2 separate regions of the Mus musculus genome follow, and region 1 is linked to region 2. The links are chromatin loops, found by intact Hi-C in ENCODE. Cell type or tissue: left cerebral cortex. All regions are shown on one strand.

Region 1 (5,000 bases), 94 kb before region 2:
CCAGGCACCAGCCAACACAGCGGGCAAAGGCGTCTGCTGCCAAGCTTGATAACCTGAGCTGGACCTCCAGCTCAGAGTGGAGAAACTGCACCATACTGTCCTCTCACGCACAGACCTACACAGGGCATGGGGGGAGGGGGAGCGTGGGGGGTGTGTGTGCACGCACATAAGTAAAATGAAAAAGTTCATAGAAGGCAATAAATTCTAAAAATTCTAAAAAGCAATAAATTCATAAAAATACAATATATTCTATTTAAAACATTGTTTGCGACAGGACTTCTCTATAGAAAGCATGACTTCAGAGGCTATAGAGATGGCTCAATGGCTAAGAGTCATCACTTAGTGAGTTTAAGTTCAATTCCTAGCACCCACATTGTGGCTCAATCTGCTTGCAGCTCAGCTCTAGAGGATCCAAAGCCCTCTGCTGTAGCCCCAAAACACACACACAAAATAAAAACATATCCTTTTTAATTAAAAAAAAAAAAAAGGCCTTGACAAGATCTCAAGTGCAAAATAAGAGAACAATATCTTTTGTTATAACTAGGGGCTATTTAACAGAAACAAACTCACACTGTAGACCAGGCTGGCCTCAAACTAAGATCACCTGCCTCTGCCTCCCAAGTGCTGGGATTACAGGCCTGCGCCACCAATGCCCAGCTAGTAATCTATTTTTATATTTCATTACGCATGAAAAATTGGGTATTATTCTTAAAGAAATGTATAGCCTGGACAAGTTACTTTGATTCTCCAATGACAGTCTTTATGCATAGTCACTGTGACATTCAAAAAATGATTCACTGAGTCACATTCCAACTGTGCTATTCGAGATTAGAGTCCAAGTTTCTCCTGCAGGTAATAAGGCTCACAAAGACACAATGCTAAGAACTTACCGTTGCTTTGTCTAGAACTTTCACGGAATCCTCGTCAGCGACTTTGTGTTTCCGAAGGGCTTCTTCCAGGGTCCAGAGAGGCAGGTTCTCCCACTTCCCAAACACCACAAGATCGATGTCACTGTAGGGACACGTGTGAGGTTTCAAGAAGCATCAATCAGGTCTCTATTGTAGCTGACAATTATGCTTACCAACTTTAAGTTAGGGTAACAAGAATCCCTTTCCCTCTCTGCTTCAGAGCATCAGTGTGCTGATGGTAAGTTTTGGAAGGGAAGCAGAGGAGAGGGGAGGGGAGGGGAGGGGAGGTGAGGGGAGGGGAGGGGAGGGGAGGGGAGAGGAGGGGAGAGGAGAGGAGAGGAGAGGAGAAGCAGGGAGTGTCAATTTTAGCAACCTCATACCCTCAGGTATTTCACAGATCTCAGGCCCCAGGACATGAGATAATGCTGACAGAAACAAAACCTCAAACATATTAAATTCTATTAGTGAATGGTTTTTTGGTTTGTTTGGTTTTTCCTAGAGCCTTCTGGTATTAAACTTCACGTGTGCTGCCTCAATGAGATGTGACCTGACTATTAAGCTGCATAAAGCCAGAGCATCATGCTGGCTCTCAGTGTGTAAATACACGCATTTACTTCCAATCTCATTATTTATGTGCCTTTTCCATATCTCACCTATGACAACTGTTCTCACCAAGCTTTAGGACAGCCCAGACTACACAGAGACCCTATCTCAAAAACAATAAACAAACAAGCCCCATTTCTACTCAGACATATTCAATAGCCCCAGTGGACAATAATCCCTTCAAAATAATAATCCTTCAAAACTTCATCAACATACTAACCTGGTAGGTAAATACAGGCCAGTTTTAAAACTTCCAAATATCTGGACCTAGAACAAGGGAAGAAAAATCACATTAAGGTGCCTACAGAGAAATGCACGTCCCTTTTGTCCTCTACTGGTGTTTTAGAATGGACAGGTCCAAATACAAGGCTTTCCTAAAGTAGGGACACCATGCCTCACGGGCATTCACTCAGAGCATGGCTTATAATCTAAATCAGAGACGTTGAGGCCATTGAGATGGCTCAGCAGTTGAAGATGCTCGCTATGCAAGCCTGATGCCCAGACCACATATAGAGGTAGACAAAACCTGACTATAAAAACTGTCCTCACCCTATAGGTGGAACAACATTATGAACTAACCAGTACCCCGGAGCTCTTGACTCTAGCTGCATATGTATCAAAAGATGGCCTAGGCGGCCATCACTGGAAAGAGAGGCCCATTAGACACGCAAACTTTATATGCCCCAGTACAGGGGAACGCCAGGGCCAAAAAAAGGGGAGTGGGTGGGTAGGGGAGTGGGGGTGGGTGGCTATGGGGGACTTTTGGTATAGCATTGGAAATGTAAATGAGCTAAATACCTAATAAAAAATGGGAAAAAAAAACTGTCCTCTGACTTCTACACACATGCCTACATATACATATAATAATATACATGTGTACACATTATACAGAAGTTTCACAAGTTATGTTTCAAAGGCTAGTTAGTATTCTTTTACAAGATAAGGAATGTCACAAATCCTTAATTCTGTCCTCTCTGCAGGAGTTCTCTCATGAATTCAGAATATTTAGCTGCTGACCATGTGCTGATGTGTAGGTCAGTGCGAGAGAGTACCAGGAGCAGTCTATACAAGATCCTGATGTGCTATCAACTGAGAATCTTGGTCCACTGAGGACAGAGGCACCCAGGCAATTATACATGTGTCTGTAAGCCAAGTCAGGAAAATGCTAAACCATTCTGGTAAAAAAAAAAAAAAAAAAAAAAAAAAAGTTCCGGGAACCTAGCCGTATCTCTGCACTTCTATTTGTATGAATACAATTGCCTACCTCAGAAAGGTTTCGGAAAGATGGAGGCATCTTAACCTGGGGCAGGTTCTCCCTTGCTATAGGGTCTGTGCAGGTCATGGCACTGCCAGCAGCTTCCCTTTCTAGCCACTAGATGTCAGCAGTGCTTACAGAGGCATGCCAGGCGGAGCCATCTCTGCTGTGCCCCAGTGCAGTGAAGGGCACCTGTGCCTTCCCTTCTATTCTTTACCTATATTTGAACTTCTTTCTTTTGCCAAATGGACAAACCTGGCCCTGGCTTCCCTTACATCACTTCAGGAAGGTCTAAGGAATCTATGCAACAAAGTCAGTTACTCTTTGCTCAGGGAGGATTCTACAGCAGACCTGAAAGAATCCCTAAAAAATTAAGTATTAATGCCAATAATAAGAGATACACACGGGGCTGGAGGGATGGCTCAGCGGTTAAGAGCACTGACTGCTCTTCCAGAGGTGCTGAGTTCAATTCCCAGCAACCACATGGTGGCTCACAACCATCTGTAATGAGATCTGATGCCCTCTTCTGGTGTATCTGAAGACGGCTACTGTGTACTCACATACATAAAATAAATAAATAAATAATCTTAAAAAAAAAAAAAAAAAAAAAAAGAGATACACACAAAGTGGAGACTAAGGCAACAAATCTGCTCACTGACTGAGTAATCAAAAGAAGTTGGCCCGGGGAACAAAGAGTGGTTTGCAATGAGAGGCATACACTCGCCTGCATTTGCCCAAGACAGTCAACTTCAAGTAGCAAAAGAAATGCCGTCAGCTACAAGCCAACTGCAATGTTTACACTGACGGGCTAGAGTAAAAACAAAGATGAAGCCTTGATAAATCCCTTCCAGCAACTAACTACTGTACTGAGGCTGGACCTCTCTTTTCCTTGCATTAATAAGCCTAAGTTCTGTCCACTTTATTGGGTGCTACTCAGAACTGAGAGGAAGAGGTTTAGAGTAAAGCATCTGAGTGGAAGAAAGTCATCAACAAACCCCAAAGTCTACAGGCTGCAGGTCCCTGTTTGCCTTTAAGATGTGATTTGACCAAAGCTGGGTGTGGCACATGTCTGGGAAGCTTAAGGAGGCTTGAGTTCAGGGCTAGCCATGGGTATGACATCGTAAGACCCTGCTGCAAAATAAAGTAGACTACCTCTACCAAAGCACTTACAGTGTGAGTGAGTCTCTATGAGAGACAGTCTGGGGCAGGCTCTGCCTCAAGCCCAGGTCCAGGACAAGTACTCACATCAGCACTGGGCCAGAGCTCTTTAATCACACTCTCGATCCTGCTCACTACCTCCATCCGCATCTTCTCTTCCTCGGGTCTGGGAGACATGTACTCATAAAAATCACTGATTTCTTCATGCAGACTGAAGAAAAAAGCAGAAAGCAAATGTGAGGCGGGCCGATCCAATATGAAGTCAGTTTCATGAATAATCTTAAAAGTCTTATAATTCGGGGGGAGGGTATGAGGGACTTTTGGGATCGCATTGAAAATGTAATTGAGGAAAATACGTAATAAAAAAATAGTAAAAAAAAGTCTTATAATTCAGCTGATGAATTTATACTTGCAATTTTTGCCTTCATTTTAATATTATAATCATACAAGTTAAAGAGGTAATATACAGAATTTAATTAAAAGAAAGTAAGAAATCCCTTGTGTGTTCCTCTACTAAGCTGTAGGTGAGTTTTTGCCTTCCTTTTTCTTTTTAAAGTCATACAGGCCAGGTCTCATACTCTGCAGGCATAGACCAGGAAGGCAGGCCCTGAGCCCAGGCAGCAGAGCTTCCTGACTATCCCACCTCGCCACAAGGAGCAAAACAGTATGGCACTTGCTTAATGAATTAACTGTCAAATGAACAAGCTAGTCAGTGACCCAGCAGTGCCCTGAGAAGAATGTCAGGCAGAGAAGGGCTCTGAGAAAGCTGCAGGCTTCCAGAGACTACAGTGGGCAAGGCATGAAACCAAAGCATCTCATGTAGACAGGCCCGTCAGGAAGGGAATACAGGCTCAGGATAACGACAAAGCTAAGAAGGTCAGGCTAGGCTGAAGGTGTGGCTTGGTGGTAGAGCATGCGCCCTGGTATGTTCAATGAAAAGAGAAGGGGAGAGAAAGAGAGGGAGCCGGGCTTGGTGGCACACACCTTTATTCCCAGCACTCGGGAGGCAGAGGCAAGTGGATTTCTGAGTTCGAGGCCAGCCTGGTCTACAGAGTGAGTTCCAGGACAGCCAGGGC
Region 2 (5,000 bases):
ACTGGTACCTAAACACTGGCTGGCTAGCTGACTTATATAATGTTAATTATATAGGGTAATGAGTTAAGACCTTAAAAGCAGCTTCTGCAGGAGCTGAGCATGGTGCTGCACACCTTTAATCCTAGTACTTGGGAGGCAGAGGCAGAGGTAGAGGCAGAGGCAGGTGGATTGTGGCCAGCCTAGTTTACAGAGTTCCAGGACAGCCAAGGCTATCTGGAGAAACCCTGTCTCAAAAACCAAAATAAAAATAGGCTTGTTTGTTTTTTTGTTTTTTGCTTTGAGAAAACACTGTATTTTATGAGCTCAAGAATTTATTTCTCTCCTTCCCTCTTTCTCTTTCACTGTGTTTCTTGTACACAATTAGCATGTATTCTACCACGGACAATACTCTTAGCCCTTCTGTGTGCATGCCTATGTAAGTAGTGTAGGCACAGGAGTGCACACGTGCATACACACGGTAAAGCAGGCTTCCTCTGTCACAGCCTGTCTCCTTGCCTTGAGGCAGGGTATAGGAAGCGGAGAGAGTCCTGAGTGAATGTGCATTGTTGACATGGTTACTGCCATGCCAAGCTTAGAACCTCAGACCATGGAGAAACCTCAAAGCCTTTCCTCTGACCCATGTATGGGTGTTGATAGTGTCTGTGGAAAATGTCCACCATAGCTTTCTGGCCCAAGATATTTATGGCCTGAAGACTTCTCTGTCACAGAGACTGCTCCTACCAAGATTAGCTAAACTCGTGTCCTTGTTTATCTGTATGTAATAACCCAAACTCCTTGCTCAACTGTATGTAATAACCTCACCTCTCTGTTCAACTCTATATAATTAATAAACATGAAATTCTGGGGTGGTACAGTTTCTTCAGCCAAGAGCCCAGCCCACTGGATCCCAGCTTCCTGTTTGTATCTGTCTTTCCTTCATTCCTTTAGTACTCCAATCAGGTTGTCCTTAGAGCCATGCTGCATGCAGCAACAGGGTCTCTCACTGAATCACAAGCCTACTGCTTTGGCTAGCCTGGCTGGCACTGTCTGGCTGTAGTAAACTTAAGGATAAGATGGCCTTTTGACTTCTGCATATACCCCTACTTAACACAAGGCTTGAGTTGTTCACATGTATAAAAAGCTTGATTCCTTCAAAGCACTAAGATTAAATTAATTATATGCATGCTAGAGAGATGGCTCAGTGGCTAAATGCTCCTGCTGCTAAGCCTAATCTGAATTTAATCTTCAGGCCCCACGTGGAAGCAAAAGAGGACTGATGCCTGCAAGTTGCCCTTTGACCTCCACACACGTTCTATGGCATAAACTTATCCCTTCCAATAAAATAAAAATCTAATAATTTAAAAAAAAAACCACAAAACTTTGTTTTGTAAGTCTTCAAGGATGTAAGATTTAGGCCTGGTGGTAAACACTCATAGCCCCACCTCCTAGGGCAGCTAAAACAAACAGGCAAGCAAACAAAATCTACAAGAAAATATGTTTACATTGAGCTATATTCTATTTAAAGAATTCTAAGTCATATAAACTAATCAGAACTGTAAGATGTTGACTCAAGACAATTACTTTCAATTAACTCCACGTGAATAAGAACAAGCCACCCCTGGCCCTGGCCCATGAGAGAATGTGAACTGTACGCTCCTAGCCAAAGCTTGTCACCTTTCCTTTGCAGCCTCCTGCTCTTCATGCCTTCACACTCCCAGTATCCAGCTGAGTGACCCTTTAAATGAAAATTCTCTTCACAATTCTCTACTTCCCCATTTCAGACAGCTCAGTTGGCCCTGTGTCATCTCCAGCAGCCTCCTCCTTTGCTCTCCCATCTGGTCTTCATCATATGCACCAACCAGGCTTACAGAAACAACTCAAGATTTGGTGACAATTCTACCACCATTCGCAGCATCGCACTAATATAACCATGGGCTTACGAGTGTGTCTTCCTGAAGAAAGAGGGATTTCCCCATGCGGAAACATGACTGAGGAGTCTCATCTGTAACCGGTACATGAACACACATGAGCAGCACAGGAAGGATGTACCTTCCCAGCTGGGTCTTGTCTGTCTGTCCTTCCACATCTTCTCACCTCCTCCCAAAGCATGGGTCCACCTACACTTTCTCAGCTCAAGTAACTGGCAGCTGTGCACCCTCACTGCACATCGCACATCACACTAGCATGAAGCACCACACCTCCCCCAACCTCTTCTGCTCAGCAACAGTGGGGGACTGAAGGCTTGGCCTAGGTCTCTGCTAAAGAGAGGTACTAAAATAAAAGAGATAAGAATTCAATCAAAAAGGAAGCAGAGGAAGGTCAGCGTGAAGACTCCCTGAGGAGACAGGTAACTGAATTCAGAGTCAAGAAGACAGGATGCTATTGCTAAGTGCTCTGAAAGCTCCCACACAGAAAGGTTTCCATTTTGGACAAGAGATGCTGGTTTTCGTTTCTTCTACATGGGTACATTTCGAATGTTACAATGAGAATCAACAGAAAAATACAACTCTAATTGAAAAATTGCCTAATATTTTTTTGTAATGCTAAGGAAGCCTGCTGAAGGAAACTGATGTATTAACTCACGTTGAGGGGCTGGAGAGATGGCTTAACAGTTAAGAGGGCTGATGGTTCTTTCAGAGGGCCACATTCAATTCCCAGCACCCATATGGCAGCTCACAACTGTATTTAATTCCAAGATCTGACATTCTAACACAGACATACATACAGGCAAAGAACAATGCACATAAAATAAAAAATAAAATGCATTAATTCAGATCGAACATCCATCTGACTCACTGGAAGTAAATCGGAAATAAATGTTTTCCTTCTGAGTTTTCTTTTATGAGGGATTTCTTCCATTTCATCATCTTCAACCAAGTCATCACCGTTAGCATTTGCTAGGATGTCCTCACTCTCTGCGGCAGTCTTTAGCCGCTGGGTTTCAGCTTCCTTCATCTGAATGACCATGTTGCCAGTATTCATACCCAGAACTTCAGACAAGGCACCTAGGATGGCATTAATGATTTCTGCCTGACTCTTAGATGGAATAATGTCCTTTAGGTTCCAGATGGTGCCTGGGAAAAAATAAGAATGAAGACAAAGAAATTGCCTATGGAATCTTTATTAAAAATGGGTTCTAACCCAACCAGGTAATAAACAGACTGATTCTGGTATAATAAAAGGAAATACTAGATAGTAAAAACAAGTAATTTTTACTAGCTGAAACTAATTCAACTAATTTACTAATTATAACTAATTGAACAACATATAACAGTGAGGGAAAAGCAGTTTCCACAGGGCTTAGGCTATGGTGTAATTTCAAAAATCCTAACCCAAATGCCTTTGTTCATTCCATCTTGGCACACACTTTTCCTGGTATAGAACTTACACACTGGGACACTGATCAATTTTCTCTGACAATGCCAGGAGGTGCCTTGTTTCCTCCCATTTCCACCTAAGCTCCTCTTCTCCGAAGCTTTATATTACAGGTGCAGTGGGATGCATTAATCCTCCAAAATCACACAGAGAATGCAGACAGAAATTTCTTGGCTTTTTCCTAACAAAATAAAATAGTGCTTCCAGGAAGAAATCTAAATAATTTTTTAAAGTGAATGGCAGGCTCTGGGGATGTATCTCAGTTAGAATGCTTGCCCTCGGTTCAATCCAAGGACTGTAAATCAGGGATGATGCTGTATACCAGTAAGAACAGCATTCAGCCGGTGGAGGCAGGAGGATCAGAAGTTCCAGGTCAATTTCAGCTATAATACAAGTGTAACTAGGCCATATATATAAGACCCCATCTCCAACAAAGCGTAATAAAATGAAAACGCCACCTAGGCATAACTAAAAATACTGAGAACAGAGGGTAGAAGACATTAGTCATGATCACTGTGGCATGATTAACAATACCAAAAAAATTAACCCAGGTGCTCATCTGATGATGAATAGACAATGGAGAATGGCTTCCAAGACAGGGAAGATCCTGTGTCAAAAAGCCAAAACCAACCAACCAACCAAAACCCAAAGAGTAGCAAACACACATGCCCAGGAATACTATTCAGCATTCTAAAAGAGAACGGAAGAGTGCTTGCCTAGCATATAGTCCTGGGTTTGCTCCCCAACATAGCAGAAAGTAGATGTGGTGACACACACTCCTATTCCAAGCACTCAAGGTGTAGGAGCTTGCTGTCATCAGACCAGACAGTAAATCTGAGGCCAAGCTGGGCCACAGAAGGCCCTGTTTCAAAAACTACAAAGAAATAGTATAATGCATGCCCCGATGTAGGCAGCCTTGAAAACCTGAGGCTAAGGGAAATAAGCTAGCCATAGAGGGACAAGCATAAATGCTTCTAGTTCAGTAAGGTTTTTACCAGAGTCAAATCCACAGAAACAGGAAGCAGAATGCTGGTGTCCAGAGACAGGGAGGGGAAAACAGGGTCAGGGAAAGTTCTCATTTAGTGGATACAGTCACCTTTCAGGATGAAGAGTATTATAAAGTATATGCTACTCAACTAACCACCAGATCACTTCAGATTTCTGTACTCAGACACTGGGGCAAAAAAAAAGGTGGGACTAAGAACTCATGGAAGAGCAAGTGGTGGGTCACGTCTTAGTTGCCCTAAGTGAACTGTGAACTCGATGGGACTTGAAAAAGAGGAAAGCTGGGCTGCAGAGATGGCTCAGCAGTTAAGAGCACTGACTGCAATTCCAAAGGACCTCAATTCAATTCCCAGCACCCACAGAGCAGCTCACAACTATTATAACTTCAGTTCTAGGGGGCCAACACCCTCACACAGACACATATGCAAGCAAACCACTAATAAACATAAAATAAAAATAAATCATTTAAAAAGAGAGAGAGAGAGAGTAAAGTCTAACTACAGCGTTTCTATATGAGACAAACAGTGTGTGTCAAACTGGATAGGGCTGGAGAGATGGCTCAGGGGTTAAGGGTACTGGCTGTTCTTTCAGAGGGCCAGTGTTCATTTCTCAGCACCCACAAGAAAGCTAACAACTGTCTA

Evidence for each region. Peaks named below come from ENCODE experiments on the same cell type or tissue, not always from the same donor. Only the 100,000 strongest peaks of a DNase experiment are listed, where the experiment ranks them.
Region 1: a loop joins it to region 2, with 2.4 times the contacts of the local background. A loop is called at or near these places in 13 of 42 quality-filtered maps.

Annotation. Positions count from the first base shown.
Region 1 is chr8:88,242,376-88,247,375 of GRCm38, reverse strand. Tent4b (terminal nucleotidyltransferase 4B) reads right to left here. Exons shown (of 12, transcript NM_001372333.1): 2 at 4,012-4,135; 3 at 1,732-1,778; 4 at 891-1,011. Among named protein-coding and RNA genes, the nearest start is that of Tent4b, 45 kb to the right of the region's middle. In left cerebral cortex, a CTCF peak has its summit at 2,877 (motif pointing right); a DNase peak (open chromatin) is centred at 2,883.
Region 2 is chr8:88,148,145-88,153,144 of GRCm38, reverse strand. It overlaps Heatr3 (HEAT repeat containing 3), which reads right to left. Exons shown (of 15, transcript NM_172757.3): 7 at 2,776-3,053. Among named protein-coding and RNA genes, the nearest start is that of Mir7071, 12 kb to the right of the region's middle. In left cerebral cortex, no CTCF peak of the experiment used is centred here; DNase peaks (open chromatin) are centred at 1,850 and 2,087; H3K27ac peaks cover 1,062 bases.